2 separate regions of the Mus musculus genome follow, and region 2 is linked to region 1. A link is a loop called in an ENCODE intact Hi-C map of the cell type or tissue named here. Cell type or tissue: left cerebral cortex. All regions are shown on one strand. Links, peaks and the distances in the headings refer to the core of each region. The heading gives the core; the rest is flanking DNA.

Region 1 (8,519 bases), core at 226-8,225:
AAGTATTGGAGATAGAGCTCGATCCTTTTCATTTGATTTTAGAACGATAAAAAAACTACTAATAATCAAATTCAAAATAACTACTCTATTTCTTGATAAAATAAGAAGACCATTTTTATAAATACAGAAAACCCTATTCTATAGCAATTAAATACATGAATGATATGAATAATAAACCAATTCACCACAGATTTGTGAGGAAGAAGAAGAAGAAGAAGAAGAAGAAGAAGAAGAAGAAGAAGAAGAAGAAGAAGAAGAAGAAGAAGAAGACGAAGAAAGCAAGTTTATGGGCTTATAGATAGCTAAAAAGTGAGCTGATACAAAGATACTATGAAGAAGACATAGATACATTTTCAGAAAAAAAAATAGTGCCTAGTCAGGACACATATGATTTCTGTGTTAAATTCTATTTTCAATATGAATATTGTAGAGCTTCCACCGTTCTAAAGTTTTTCAACTGACCTTTGTATATTTCAAGTATCTAGAAGGCACATAGTAATTGGAAAAATATGACCACAAGATTATTCAATTTTTACTATAAAACAGAATTTAACTTTCTGCATGTGCAGAGATATAAAGCAGTAAAATCCTGGAGAAAACCAAAGATTTAGAGATTATGCGAGGTTGGTAGCTTTTGCAGGACCATGTATTCAAAGTAAGTTGATAAGATATTTTGAATTGCAAAAGAGATCTTTGCTATTATCAATAAATTGAATTGATTCCCAACAGATACAATCCACAGACAATTATATCTTTAATTAATTAATTAATTAATTAATTAATGTTACAGCCTAAGAGTGCAACTGTCTTTACATAATTTCTACACCCCCTATCCTCTCCAACACTAACATTTTCTTCCCCACAGTCTCTAGAATTCATGGTCTCTTCTTTGATACTTTATGGTCTCACACACACACACACACACACACACACACACATACACACGGGACCATTAAATTCCACTTGCATGTATGCGTATCATCTTAGAAACAAATACTCTTGATGTCAAGTACTAGGTCTAGGGGAATTAGTCACAGCTAAAGCAGAAAAACTGGAGGAAGACACTGCATAGCGAATAGAAGATTACTTTTTTATTATGTTTCTGACAGGGATGGAGATCTACAATACACATCTAACTCAATTATCAAGTATCAAAACCCCCAAAGTAAATGGGAACAGCAACAGAATGCACACTTTTCAAGAACAGTATATTGGATAAAGTGCATGAAAAAATATTCAATGTTTTACTTATCTGGGAGATACAAATGAGAACATCAATGAGATTCCACTTCAGTGCAGCCAGAATGAAGACATTTGGGAAGCAGAAAGCAGCAAATGTTGTGGTTGTGGTTAGTGACTGTGGAGGACCTGTACACAATGTGGGAATTTAAATTAGTCCAGCCCCTTTGCAAGTCAGTGAGATGGGTTACTAACTTATTTAAAAAATGGGATTATTATTTGAGTCAGCTTGACCATTCCGATGTACATACTCAAAGTGACCAAAACAAGTATGCCATGCACATATATATAATCTTTTACGTTAATTATGGCACTGCTCACAATTTTCAAGTTGTGGAATTAATGTTAAGTATCCATGAACAAATAAATTAAAGAATAAATTATAGCATACATGAATTGGGGCTATTCATGCTAATGGAATTATGTTTTTTGAAAATTATATTTTCAGGAGAAAAGAGAGAAGTTCAGATTTTCTTCATAAGCAAACTAAGCCAATATCCACAATAAGTGTCATTGGTTTTCAACTAACAGGAAAAATGCACATGAAGGTAGAAGGCAGAATGTTTCCACTGTGGGTAAGCTGACATGGAAGAGTAAGAAGAAAGACTAAAGATAAGAGAAGTTTCACTGCTATTGCAGTGCAACATATCATACATACAAATGTTCCTGGAAGGCATGACGATACGATACGTGTCTTCTAATCAGGAGCAGATCTATCTTACAGACATGCTTTTAGTCATAGAAAAAGAAAAACAAAGTAACTATGTTTAGTCTTTGATATCGCATAAGGGACTACAGTAGCTCCAGAAAACAATATTAGGATCCACTCCAATACCACATGTCTGTATCAGTATACTCAAGAATGATTTAAAGAAATTAGTCTCTAATTTGGAGGGCCTGTGCTCACCGTGCAAAGAGAAAAGCTATAGCCATTACTTCTCATCATGTGGTTACCTGTGTATCTGCTTTCATCAATCTTGATTCTAAAATATTCTTGTTAATGTCTTATCTAATTTTGATTACAGATAGACCATGACTTTTGCTGATATTATGTAAAAACATTGTTTTCAGCAAGAGAACAATTCAGCCTGGATGAACCAGAAGAGATACAGGATGTCAGTGGTGAGAGGTAAAAGATTTTCTCATCTTCATGGGGCAGAACTGGCATCCCAAGACCTGTTTTTATATGCAGAATGCAGAAGATTTAATATATATATGATTCTCCAGGTATAAATTGGGAAATTGCATGAAAATAAATGAAGAAATGAAAATAAATGTGAATGAATGTGATAACAATTTTAATTAAAATAAACAAACAATCCAAAATTCAAGAACTTTATAAATCATATAATGGCAAAGGCAAATACATTTATAATAACTTGTAAGATGTGTTCCATTTTATTAGAGACTATTTCATATTTTCAAATAAATAGAAATGATCTATTCGATGGTGGGAAAAGATGGGATTTCTTTAAAATACTGTGAATTGCTGAACAATTGTCAGCTCTAAGTGAGGAATAAAGTTATCTATTTATACCCCACCCTCTATTGTCTTTGTTTTTAAAATTATGAGAAACACATTACTGAAAACATTGTGGAATCATTCAACCTCAAGCATATAACTGCCATCTGTACTTGTGAGGATGAATCTTGTTCTTCTAACAATTCAGCAAGTATGATCTTGCCCTCAAGGGCCTGACAGTGGAGTACAATAAAAGCTAATAAATTATATAATGAAGACTGTTGGAGGAATACATAAGCTTCCCTATACCCATGTAAAAGTTGGGAGTGCTCCTGTTTCTGTAACCAAAAAAAATAGAAATATTCAGAGCAGTGATGAGTTGTGCTAGCCACATGGGCAAATTCCAGATGCACTGAGAGAGTCTGTCTCCCAACATAAGATGGAGAAGGGTACAGGAAGAAGCCTGTCATCAAACTCTGGTGCTACAAGCATGTGCAAACACATTGCACACACATGATATAGTGCATGACATGTACATACACATCCATGCACATATACATACTCAAGAAAGTAAAATGCAGTGTGAAGTAGGATTTCAGTGAAAATTAAATTATTACTGTACAAATTTTTAAAATATCCTATAATTTTTAAATATCCTTTTGGTGTGTTTCATATCTTAAAAAAACATGAAAGAATTAAATGACAACATAATTTGAATTAAAATAATAAGGATCTGTCTGCTTATTACTGGCAAGTAAGAATTATATCCTGATCATTTGGCATACACCTTTAGTAATAAAATGAAATATCAAAAAGTTTTAAATGTTCTGTAATAAATGGAGGATTTATATTCACACACACACACTATTTTTTTTTCAGTTAATTCTTTCCTTTTGTAACTGTAGTTTCCATTCATGGACTATCCTCTTAGGTGGGTTTTCATGTCTTATTTTGTACATCTGGAAGTTCTCAGAACATTGTCTTCTCCAAATTTCTTCTGGCATCTGTTCATGACCATGCTCTGCTCCCTTGGTGTGGCAAATACATTCCACCGATAATAAAGGGGAATGGTTCTGTATCGTTCTCTTTACTGTGATACATACATGAGGGCTATTCTAAGTCCAGGCTTAGTCGGGAGATGGCTGACAGTCAACAGGCATTACATTAATGTCACTTTTCCCTTTGCAAAACAGACTTTCTCTAGCTCCTTAATAGGTTTTGTCCCTGCTTTAACACACTAGGAAATTCTCTTGTTCTATATTTGCTGTATTTTCTTTTAGAAAATTTCACAAATGTATGAGATTTATATTAACATCTTGTTTCCCACTTCCCTACCATCTGTCTGCATGCTCTTTCCCTTGAAACATTTCTATTCTCAAGTCTGTGTCTGTTACTTTTGTTGTGTGACCCACTTAGGTTAGCCAGGGTTCTATGCTGTCCACAGGTTTTAATTTATACTTCAGAACTTGATAAATTCACCACACAGAACACACTAGAAGACAGGAGTTCCTTACTCTCAGAGCCTTTCAGTAGAGAGAAGGTGGGAGAAAAATTGTAAGACCCTTGAGCCACTCCCCATTCTAAATGTTGATAATGGGAGCAATGTGTGGACCCATTGAAGAGAATTGCAGATGTGTTTTAGTCATTGATTGCAATGGTTGAACTGAGTCTGTAGATTGCTATTACCAACCTCTATTCCATCCTTTAGCTCTTAGACATTTTTGGTCCCTACAAAATATTCTGTACCCTAGAGTGATGATATAAATAGCATGTTTAGTGCTGGCCCTACAAACCTGAATCTGGTTTCTGCAAAGGAACGGCCTTAAGCATAGCCATTTAAAAGTTAGTTTTCTGCCATATTAATTAATAAATACAAGTAATAAGTTCCCCTAACTAGGCTAACACTTCTTTTGTGAAGTGTTTCTAGGAAATTCCCTTTTAAAGAAAGATACAAATATTTACAATCTGTAAATTAAAAAGTTCAACACAAATTTGAATATGAACATTGACTATGTTTGCAATAATTTTTACATGCTTTTTATAGTTATAGTCAAGGTTTAAATATTGTCTTTGATAAGTTTTTGGGTTTTTTGTTCGTTTGTTTGTTTGTTTGTTTTCTGTGAAGGGACAGTATGAGCAAGGCAATTTGTGGAAGAATTTGTCCATTGGGAGCTTACAGTTACAGGGGTTTCATTTTACAACCATGAAGGCATGAGAAGCAAGCATGGTCCAGGTAGCTGAAAGCTCACACCATGAAACAGTCATCATCAGGGAGAGATGGTGGTTATGACCACTAGTAATTGTATGGGCTTGTGAATCCTCAAAGCCAAAATTCAGTGGCACAAGCCCACGCCTCCCAAACCAACAAAACATAGTCCACCAAATGAAGATCAAACATTAAAATATCTAAGTCTATTGGGGTAACTTTTTATTCACAGCACCACAATTAAATCACTTCAGAAAAAGAAACTATGATTTTTAAACTTTCTAATCTTTAAATTTTCACATGTCTCTCAGGATTAAACCATCATGCAGGAATGGCTGTCTGTACTTTTTCCTGGACAGGGAATTTCTCAGAAACAGAGACATGGCATGTGGTCTTCTGTATGTACCATTTTTCTTTTTGCTGAATCTTTTCAAAACTGTGCATTTTTAGCATGCATTAGTAATTCATTATATGTACTCTTAAATATTTATATTAACAGGGGAAAGGAAGAGACTCAAACCTTAATGGTCCTCATTTTTTAAAAAAGTCATTACTTTTACTAGTGATCCTAGTTTGATACTGAAATTAAGGGTTCAATAAAATGCTTTTCATTTTGAGGCATTTCCAGGAGGTTGAGAAAGACTTAAGAAATGGATCAGTATTGTAATAGGAATTGATACTTCTCATAACACAGTTATACAATAGGGATAATATTTTCAGTCAGGGTTTTGGCACAGGTCATGAAATTGAGATTACACAAAATGTCTTTGAAATATGAGATGCAGTATAGAAGCACTTGGAAGAGATATTACAAGAACAAGTAACAGTAGACCTTCATTGAAAATGTAATAGTGCATTTATGGCCACTCCTCCTATCAAAGAACAAGATTTGACCAGTGTAGCCATAAAATATGATTACATTGCTTTCCTGCATTTCATTTCTTACATAACATATACATTTAGAGTTGTAGAAATAATAGAATGTTCTATATCAGAATTTTTTGTAGGCTTTAAAATTTGTCACAGGATTCTAAAAACAGAGAATTAATTTAAGTAAAATAAATTACCCCGTCCTGTATAAACATTTTATTTCATTGTAACCTGGGAAGTACAGAAACTATTACTTAAACTGACGTTTCATAAATCTTATGTTTTTAGTGTTACAAACTGATGTGTAATTAACAATCAAGGGAGAACATTCCTTACCTCTTAACTTATTGATGATTTTAGTGTAGCTATAAAGAATAGGGAGAAAAGATACAAAATAGTTATTTCATTATTTTATTTAATTGGATATTTCAATGATGTATAGTTGCTAATGGCATATTTCTGTGTATAAGGATGCAGTGACATCCTACTGTGTCAAAGAGACTGCGTGGCGCTGCAAGTGATTGAGAATGTCAAACAAATGGGCACTCTGCTTGCCCTCCTTGGCACTACATTTCAGATAACTCGAGTGTACTAGAAATACGTTGAAATGTTTGGCTCTAATTCAAGACAACATAAATGTACACTGATGATAGCTGTCAAAGAGTCAAATGAAGAAAATGGCATTTTGCATGCAGACATTTCCCTTTCGATCATTCTCCAAGAAACCAACTGTCTTATATATTACCACAATGAAAGAAAGAAGTATATCTTTCATACCATAGTATACGTGCTAATATGTTTTTCATTATTTACATAAAACATGGAAAATTACAATTATCATAGCAGTAAAACTTTAGAGAGGACTTACATAAGTTCAATTGTAATTAATTTCCTCAAAGACAGAATAATGATCAAACTAACTTAAAGTTACTTTTAAGTGCTGTTTTATCATTCACTGTTTGCCTATAAATAAATACATTCATTCAGATGTATTTTCATTATTTATATTCATGGTGATGTCAGAGTTAAGCGTATTTTCCAAAAGTTATTCAAAGTTTCAAAATTATAAAAGTGTTAAAGTCATGTCCCAACAAGTAAACCTAGTTCTCAAATCAGCAGTTTCTCCTTATTTCTTCCTGCACTTGTTCTTGCAATCACACACGAATTGTTGACAGGATGGAGTTTGTACAACAGGCTAGTAAGATATGCAGTGATTATAATAAATGATGTGGGTCTGGATGCTAAATGCAATGTTTGTAATAAGAATGCCTATCACAGCAGCACATATTTTTAATGCTTAGTCACTAGGAACTGGCACTATTTAAAAAAATTGAAGGATTAGCCTCATTGGAGAAAGTGTATCACTCTGGGTTGGCTTTGAGCTTTCAAAAGTTAAGGTCAGACCCAGACTTTTGACTTGCTTGCAGATCAGGGATCAGGGTGTAGCTCTCTGCCATTGCTCTAGTGCCTGCATGCTCCTCACAGAGACTATAATGGATTCAATTACTGAAACTAAACAAGCTCCCAAGAAAATGTTTTCATTCATAAAAGTTGCCTTGGTCATAGTCTCTCTTCACAGCAATAAGACGGTGATGAAGATATTGAGATACCAGCATTAATTGAAAACTCAAAAAAAAAATCCAGTATGGTTTAATTATTCACAAAGGCACATCTCAATCTTTTATTTTTCTGCTTTTTTTTTCAAGATGTACACATTTTTAAATTTATTGTGTTACAGTCTGGTCCTTACCTATCTCCCCGTCTGCCCTCCCACAGTGCCTCAGCCCATTCCTTTCTTTAAGCACAGAACTCAGTTTCCAAAACAATCTATACTTTTATGTATCTTGTAGTTCGTTTGTGACAGTTACAATTCTTCCTTTCCAAGTATAGGTTCCTGATCTATCTATTTTTAGAGCTCTTCAGAGAACTACAGTTGTAAACTCCTCCTCTATTTCACTGAGTTTTATTATCCATAGCCCTCCCCTCGTAGGCTTTGCTCCATTCCAGGTCAAGCAAAAAACAAGTGACCCTATCTTGCTGTGTCTGCTGGGGAACAGAAGACACACTTCTCAACTGTCAAATGAGAATGAGCAGTGATGCTGACCAGCCTCCTTTTAAGTGTCACCAGCATTGGGTTCACTATCTCACCTCAGTGCTTTAATCTCTCCTCCTTGAGATTGGAGAACTCAATCTTTCTTTCTCCAATAGCCTTGACCTTTCCTGGCAGTACACTTACAAAAGCAGTCCTTGTCTTACCATTGGTATAAGTTTTTATTTCTTCTAAACAATGTTTGTGTTCTTTTACCAAATTTGAAAATGTAGAAAGAACGATCAACCTCCTCCAATAGTATGATTTATGGTTATGCGTTTTGAGGTAAATAGATGGCATGTGCTTACATTTCAATTTGTGTGCTAAATATGTCCCTTGATCAAGAATGATAATCTTTTTTTCTATAATGATTTAATTCTAGGAGGATTTTCTTGATCTCCTCTTTTGTTCTCTAATTATTACAACAGCTGTCACATAGAGTTGGTGTGTTCGGGTATTAAGAAAGTCATGTTTTGAGTCTTTATAGAGATTGGTTGTTAATGATATCATAGGTATATATTGGAGACAAACCTATCAGAAACAATGAAACATGTATCTGCATTGACTTTGCATTTAAGACAATACACTAATAGAGGATTTCAGTGGACTTTCACCCTAAATTCTTTCCCACTCAGTGTGTAGTATTTTATGGT
Region 2 (8,519 bases), core at 100-8,099, 62 kb before region 1:
GAAAGAAAAGAAGGAATATGAGTCCTTGAGGAGCCAGTTAGCATATATCAACGTGGCTGACTACAAAGGTATTTGTTCAGATCCTTCCCCGGTGGATGCATGAGAGACTTCTTATGTGGGGAAGTAGCACATGACTGTGTACTGCATATATAATTCACCAGTGTAGAAAGGTAGTATGCAGCTAGTTGAAGACCTAAGAAAAACAAAGAAATTGATTCACAAGAGATTATGAAGAAGGAACTCTTCTAGTTGGTGCATGTCTTTGATCTTGTTTGGCAAAGTTCTTTCCTTTCCTTTCCTTTCCTTTCCTTTCCTTTCCTTTCCTTTCCTTTCCTTTCCTTTCTTTCTTTCTTTCCTTCCTTCCTTCCTTCCTTCCTTTCTTCCTCTCTCTCTCTCTCTCTCTCTCTCTCTCTCTCTCTCTCTCTCTCTCTCTCTCTGTCTTTCATCTTATTAGACATTAGCATTGTTTTTTGTTGTTTTTTATTATTATTTTCTTTATTTACCTTTCAAATGTTATCCACTTTCCTGGTTTCCCTCCCTCCTGGAAACACCCTATTATGTCCTCCGTCCTGCTATATCTATGAGGGTGTTCTTCCACCCCCAGCCACTCCCACCTCCGTGTCCTTGATTCCCCTACCCTAGGGCATCAATTGAGCCTTCATAGGACCAAGGACCTCTCCTTCCATTGATGCATGACAAGGCCATCCTCTGCTACAAATGCAGCTGGAGCCATGTTTACTCCTTTGTTGATGGTTAGTTCTTGAGAGTTCTGGGTGTCTGGTTGGTTGATTGTTCTTCCAATGGGTTTGCAAACCCCTTCAACTCCTTCAGTTCTTTCTCTAACATCTTTATTAAGGATCCCGTGGTCAGTCCAATGGTTGACTGCTAACATCTACCTCTGCATTTGTAAGGCATCTGGTAGGGCCTCTCAAGAGACACCCATATCATGCTCCTGTCAGCATGTACTTGATGGCATCCACAATAGTGTCTAGGTTTGGTAACTGTATATGGGATGAACCCCCACGTAGAACAGTCTCTGGTGGTCTTTTCTTTTAGGCTCTGCTCTACACTTTTATCTCCATATTTGCCCCTCTGAGTATATCATTCTCCTTCTAAGAAGGACTGAAGCACCCATACTTTGGTCTTTATTCTTATTGAGCTTCATGTGGTCTGTGAGTTGTATCCTGGTTTGTAGGAGATTTTGGGCTAGGATCCACTTATCAGAGAGTGCATACTATGTGTTTTCTTTTGCGATTGTGTTACCTCACTTAGGATGATATCCTCCAGATCCATCCATTTGTCTAAGAATTTCATAAATTCATTGTTTTTAATAGCTGTGTAGTACACCATTGTGTAAATGTAGCACATAAATAAGGCTGCTATGAACATAGTGGAACATGTGTTCTTATTATATTTTGGGGCATTTTCTGGGTATATGCCTAGGAGTGGTATAGCTGGGTCCTCAGGTATTACTATGTCCATTTTTCTGAGGAACCGCCAAACCAATTTCCAGAGGAGATACACCAGCTTGCAATTCAACCAACAATGGAGTAGTGTTCCTCTTTCTCTATATTCTCTATTGTCTCCTGAGTTTTTTTTAAAGATTTATTTATTTATATGTAAGTACACTGTAGCTGTCTTTATACACTCCAGAAGAGGGAGTCATATCTCATTACCGATGGTTGTGAGCCACCATGTGGTTGCTGGGATTTGAACTCCGGACCTTCGGAAGAGCAGTCGGGTGCTCTTACCCACTGAGCCATCTCACCAGCCCCAGTCTCCTGAGTTTTTGATCTTAGTAATTCTGATTGGTGTGAGGTGAAATCTCAGGGTTGTTTTGATTTGCATTTCTTTATTTACATTTTAAATATTTTCCCCTTTCCAGGTCTCCTCTTTAGAAAACCCCTATCCTATCCCCACTCCCCTGACTCTATGAGGATGCTCCCCCACCCAACCACCCACTCCCATCTTCCCTCCCTGGCATTTCCCTACACTGGGGTATTGAAACCCCCTCAGACCCAAGGGCCTCTTCTGTGACTGATGTCCAACAAGGCCATCCTCTGCCACAAATGCAGCCAGAACCATTGGTCCCTCCATATGTACTCTGGTTGGTGTCTAGTTCCCAGGAACTTTGGTGGGTCTGGCCAGTTGACATTTTTGCTCCCTCCATGGGGCTGCAAACCCCCTTAGCTCCTTCAGACCCTTCTCCAACTCCTCCATCCTGGACCTCAAGGTAGCCTGATATGGCTGTCTCCTGAGAGCCTCTAACAGAGCCTGACAAATACAGAGGCAACCAAAGTCTTTTCTTTAGACTCAGTCTGAACTTGACTTCTCCTGTGCTTTACATTGCATTTTATAGCAAAAGTCTATTGTGCTCTTTCTAGGTTTCTTGGTCTTTCTTATGAGTTTTGGGCTTGATGTAGAACATTTTGGGACTCCTTAGCACGCCACAGCAGGTGAGGAAATTCATTATAAGTTTCTTTTTATGTTTCTTCTCTCTATATATACTTTTTAAAGTTGTGTAAAATGGTGTATATGTATGTGTGTATGCTGGTGCCCATAGATCACAGATTCCAGGTGTGGGTGTCAGATTCCTAGGAGAAGGAAGTATGGGCCCTATGAGTAGATAGTGGAATCTTAGTTCTTCTGCAAGAATAGTCAGTGCTCTTAGCTGCCTAGCCATCTCTCTAGCCTGTCTTTCTATAGTTCTGTATACATACTGTTGTTTCAATATTTATGGAAAGTTCTTGTAGAAGTTAAGTCTGTTTCTTCCTCCCAGATCAATGATCCTAGAAATAAGACTCACACTGAAAATAAATTTACAAATGCCTTGGCATTATAACTAGGCTGTTCTGTGACTAATAAATAATCCATTTATTTTAACTTACATTCTGCCATGTGGCTATTTACCTGTGCTCAGGTACCATGCATCTGTCTTGTTACATCTTCCTGGGCAGATAGATCTACTGCACCTGAGTTTATCCCAGAATTCTTTCTGCCTCGTGGAAGTCCCACCTTCTATTCTACCCTTTCCTATAGGCCATAGGAATTTTTACTGGATAGGTGGTGCATCCATACAATACAAAATATATTATCGCTACAATTTCTCACTCACAGAGAAAAATAGTACTTTGTAATAGTGTAATTCTGTTTTAAAAAATGCAAGAGAATAAGCCCAACTATACCCAAAAAATAAACTAAGGAAAATATTTTCTCTGACACTTTTACCTCCATATTCATAGAAAAGAATTTTTTCCAGTATATTCCTCACCAGCAAACCTAAAATAGATGTCGACAAAAAGGATGCAAACACATGGGTGAAACTGAATTGGTTACTCAATATATAAGTGACAGGTGTATGCTGTTTGTTTGTTTGTTTGTTTTTGTTTTTACATTCTGGTAACTATTTAAAGTGTTTCCTTTATTTGAAGTAAATTGTATATGACGAATTAACCGGAAAATGTAATGGTCACAAGCATAATTTCCAGATTAACAAATGTAATTAACCTAACCACTCTGCATACTTTCCACCGTCCATATTATTTCCATTTTCTATATACAAGCCACGGAGTAAATATTATATGAATTCTGCAGGATTTGTTTTCATAGATGTTTCCAAATTTAACTAGGTCCTTACCATGTAGCCATGTACTAAATGTTTTGTGGTAGTTTGATCCTCCACATCAAATTTGAATGCCATTTTGTAGCTTCCCATTCTCCACTGGATTCCCTATGGCCGGGAATCCTTCCTGCTGATACATATTGGTTCATTTCTGTTATTTGCTGAAACTTCATTTGTACCACACCCATGGGAACAAGCAGGTGAGCTTTTATGTTGATCATTTCGCCTCCCTTTTTCTGTTTTCCTTTGGTGATATTCAAAGTACCGTGATGAGAATTTCAGGCATTTTCTGGGTGATAGCTCAGACTTTGGCAGGAGTCTGTACACCACAGTTGTATTCCCCTTTCAGAGCTGAGCTGAAGTGTTAATTACTTATTCCAACTGGCAGTCTTGCAAATTCCAAAATTTCTTTGAAAGCAAGGACTAAAATTGTAGAGGTTGTAGCTATGAAATAGAGCAAGACAGCACAAGTTTATAACAAACAAGGTTAAAAAAAATGGAATGCTGAAATGTCCCTAAAACTAACCCAAAGTTAAGAAAAGAGAAAGAACAAAGGAATATTATTAATGTATTTCCAAACTGCTGGCAGTGGTTTAGCTTAAACACACCATGTCAGCTCTGTCATACACTCTAAATAGAAAGATGAGACTCTTTTTACAGCTCACAGAGTGAGAGATATTTTTGGACACAGTACCAAAGAATATTGAGCTAAAAACTCTTTGTCTTTCATCTGTGTTTTGAGAGTTTATGCTTTCTATGCATAGTTTGAGTGAACCTAATGATAACATTATTTGAAAGCTTACTGTAACCCAATCAGCAGTGCTAAATGTCTCATATATAAAGTATAATTTTTCATAATAATTAAATAAAATAGAATATATTATTTTTAATTTGTAAAGGAGTAACAAACAGAGGGATTGAGTGACCACCTCGCATATAAATATTTTTTAGAACTCTATATTGAATGCCATGGTAGAATTGCTTTTTTTACACAGATCCTGTAGACTGATATGCCACAACTTATAAGAGCCCCTTTCTGTTAGCACACATTATCCTATTTGGAGATCCTTCCAGTCTGGTAACATACTAGGATAATTGGAGGAACTGCTTGAATTCTCCCGGATACTTTACAAAATGAAAGACATTAATGCAAGTTAAATGGTTTCTTGTTTGTTTGCTTTATTTTTACTTGGAGCACTGCTTGTGCACTACATTATTGTCATTTTTGAATACTTGATGCATTGTTAAGATAAGTAGGTGATGTATAGGAAGTTACCTTGGGTAGTTTTCTAGAATGAGATGTGAGATCAAAATGTGAGACCTGGCCAATGTTGTGAAGTCTGGAATATATCTACTGTTAACAACTTTCACAATACCAAGATTTAAAAAAAATATATTTGTCTGTTTAAATAGAAGCAAATCAAACATTGCATTTATCAATATCTGGGTGAATAAAAAAACAGGAAAAGAAAAGGAAACTAGAAGTCCTAAGGACTGCATAAAACTCAAGTCCAAGAAAACAAAGACTTCAACATCAATGCAGATACACTAAACATGATAGAAGAGAAAGTGGTGAGTAAAGTTCAATGCATTGGCACAGGAGACAACTTCCTGAAAAGAACATCAACAGTGCAGGCACTAAGATCAATGATTAATAAATGGGTCCTCATGAAACTGAGAATCTTCAGTAGGGCAAAGGATACTATCAATAGGACAAAATGGTAGTCTATGTAATAGAAAAATATATTCACCAAATCCACAAGTTACACAGGGCTAATTTCCAAGAAATATAGAGAACTCATGAAACTCAATGTCAACAAATCAAATAACCAAAGTAAATATGGAGTACAAGTCTAAACAGAAACTTCACAAAAGAGGAATCTCAAATGGCCTAGAAACACTTAAAGCAATGTGCAACAGCCTTAGCAATCAGGGAAATGCAAGTAAGAATAGCTTTGAATTTCATCTTGTACCTCTTAGAATGAATGACTAAAATCAAAAACACTGGTAATAGCTCCTGCTGAGTAGGGTATAGAACAAAGGGAACACTCCTTTGCTTGTGGGAGTTCAAACTTGTACAGCCACATTGGAAATCAATATGGCAGTTTCTTATAAAAATTGGAACTGGTCTACCTTAAGACCCAAGTTTACCACTCCAAAAGGCCTCACCACCTTTGCCCAAAGACTCAGCTATGTTCAGAGCAGCTTTATTTGTAATAGCCAGAAACTAGAAATAACTTAATTTCTCTCAACTGAAGAAAAAATAAGGAAAATGGTACATTTACCAGATAGAGTAGTACCCGGCTGTTAAAAGCAATGACATCATGTAATTTGCAGGCAAATGGATGGGACTAGATTATGAGAATCATAATAGTATGTACTCACACATAAGTGAGACTGGCTAGAAAGTAAAGAATAATCAATCATGCTACCATCCACAGACCCAGAGAACCTAAGTGACAACAAGGCCTGAACGGGTGACACAAGATTCCCCTTGGAAGGCAAAATAAAATAGATATTATGGATAGACTCTGGGTTAGGGGGCAGTAAGGATAAGAACAGGAAAGTTTAGATGGTGGGAGGGGGCTGTGGAAGAAACAAGTACTCTGAAAGGTAACTGGTATTGGAGGTCTTTGAGGGGGACAAGCTAGAAATCTAATGTAACGCAAACTACTAGGAATCTTACTATGTGTGACCCTAGCTAAGACTCCTAGGAATGGGGGATACAGAGCCTGAATACTCCCATAACCAGGCAAGCCTTCCAGTAGAGGAACTGGGACACCAACCTAAGTCAGAAAAAATTTGACCTATAATTTGTACTGCCTGCAGAATGTGTTGATGTACCAGTGGCACTGAAATTGTGGGAATGGTCCAGCATGAGACCCATGCCTAAAGTAAGATCCAACCACTGACACTGCTAATGATATTCTGCTATACTTATAGACAGGAGCATATTTGTCATCAGAGAACCTTCCTCTGGAAAACTGATGGAAACAAATACAAAGAAATACAACCAAACCTTGGGCAGAACTCAGTAAACCTTGTAGAAGAATGGAGGATGGATTCTAGGAGTCAATGAGTCAAGGACACCCACAAGAAATCACAGAGAACCAAATAATCTGGGTTCCTTCGAACTTACAGAGACTTAACTATCAGGGAACTTGCATGTATTCATACAAGCCATCTACATACATGTTATTGTTGTTGAGCTTGGTCTTCTTGTGGGACTGCTTACAGTAGGAGCAGGGGCTGTCTCTCAGACTTTTACCTGGTTGGGGACCCTTTTCCTCCTGCTGGGTTGCCTTTTCAGTATTAATATGAGGGGAAGTACATAGTGTTACTGCAACTTGATGTGCCTTGTTTGGTTGATACCCCTGGGAAACCTGCCATTTTTTTTGAAGGAAAACAAAGAAGTGGATTGGGGGGAGTGGGTATATGGGAGAAAGGGATTGGGAGGAAAGGAGGATATAACAACTGCTGTCTGGATATAATATACGTGAGAAGTGGGAGCGGAGGGGGTACTGGTCCTATCCTACCTTCTTTCAAATTCAGAGCTGAACATTCCTAGGTAAACATGTGTCCACCATCTCCAAGGATAAGCATAAAGAGAAGGCCTCACTGAGGTGGGGACCAGGAGAAGGGCATCCCTTGGAATCTAAATGAATTTTTAAACAGGAAGAAAAGAAAAAATAAAACACAGATGAGAACAATAAAAAATAAAACAAAACAAATGAACAAATGAGCAAACATGCTGGCACAAAGATGGATTCTCCATTTGCCATTCTCAACACCAGTGTAATAAGTCAGATGCTTGTGGGCTCTGATTTCCTAGAATCAAACCATTGTTAGTAGGAAAATATCCTACATTAGTCCCAGTTAAACCAATGAAACACATTAAGTATGTAATAAATATGATTCAACAACAGGGGTCAGCTGCATCTGTCCATTGGTTGGATAAAAATATCTGCATCTGACTCTTTCAGTTGCTTGTTGGGTCTTTCAGAGAGCAGTCATGATAAGTCCCTTTTTGTGAGCACTCCATAGCCTCTGTGTCAGGCCTTGGGACCTCCACTTGAGCTGGATCCCACTTTGGGCCTGCCACTGGACCTTCTTTTCCTTAGGCACCTCTCCATTTCCATCCCTGTAATTCTTTCAGATAGGAACAATTATGGGCAAGAGGTTTTGACTATGGAATGGCAACCCCATCCCTCATTTGATGCCCTGTTTTCCTGCTGGAGGTGGGCTCTATAAGTTCCCTCTCCCTACTGTTGGGCATTTCATCTAAGGTCCCTCCCTCTGAGTCCTGGGAGTCTCTCACCTCCCAGGTCTCTGGTGCATTCTAGGGAGTTCCCTCCAACCTCCTATTTCCTGAGGTTACCTGTTTACATTCTTTCTGCTGGTCCTCAGGGCTTCAGTCCTTTTCCCTCACACAATACCAGATTAGATTCCCCTCTACTGCCCACTGCTCCCTGCCCCCACCCCACAGCCCTGTCCATTTTCCCTCTCAGGTCTCTCCCTCCCTCCCCATTTGTGATTCCTTTCTTCTCTCTCCCAAGTGGGGACCCTGTAGGAGGACCATAAGTCTCAATTATTCTGTACCCCTGAGATCTCTCAAACATTGGACCACCAACCAGGTAGCATACACCAGCTGATAGGTGGCCTCCAACACACATACAGTAGATGACTTCTGGGTTTATGTTCAGTCAGAGAAGATGCACCTAACCCTCAGAGACTGGAGGCCCAGAGAGTTTAGAGGTCAGGTCAGGTGGGGGATGGGGGGCATGTATGTGGAGACAGAGTGGGGTAGGGGAGGAGGTATAGGATGTGGAGTACTCAGAGGGTAGATGGGGAGGAGGAGGAATGGGATATGGAGTGTAAAAACTAAATTAAAAATAAA

What was found. A loop is a pair of places that touch in the nucleus more often than their neighbours do. Peaks named below come from ENCODE experiments on the same cell type or tissue, not always from the same donor. Only the 100,000 strongest peaks of a DNase experiment are listed, where the experiment ranks them.
Region 2: it touches region 1 in a loop (2.7-fold over the local background); 2 of 42 quality-filtered maps call a loop at or near these places.

What each region holds. Positions count from the first base shown.
Region 1 is chr14:111,880,088-111,888,606 of GRCm38, forward strand. No RefSeq gene overlaps it. Among named protein-coding and RNA genes, the nearest start is that of Gm52150, 170 kb to the left of the region's middle. In left cerebral cortex, for the core only: no CTCF peak of the experiment used is centred there; a DNase peak (open chromatin) is centred at 4,060.
Region 2 is chr14:111,818,264-111,826,782 of GRCm38, forward strand. No RefSeq gene overlaps it. Among named protein-coding and RNA genes, the nearest start is that of Gm52150, 110 kb to the left of the region's middle. In left cerebral cortex, for the core only: no CTCF peak of the experiment used is centred there; a DNase peak (open chromatin) is centred at 4,004.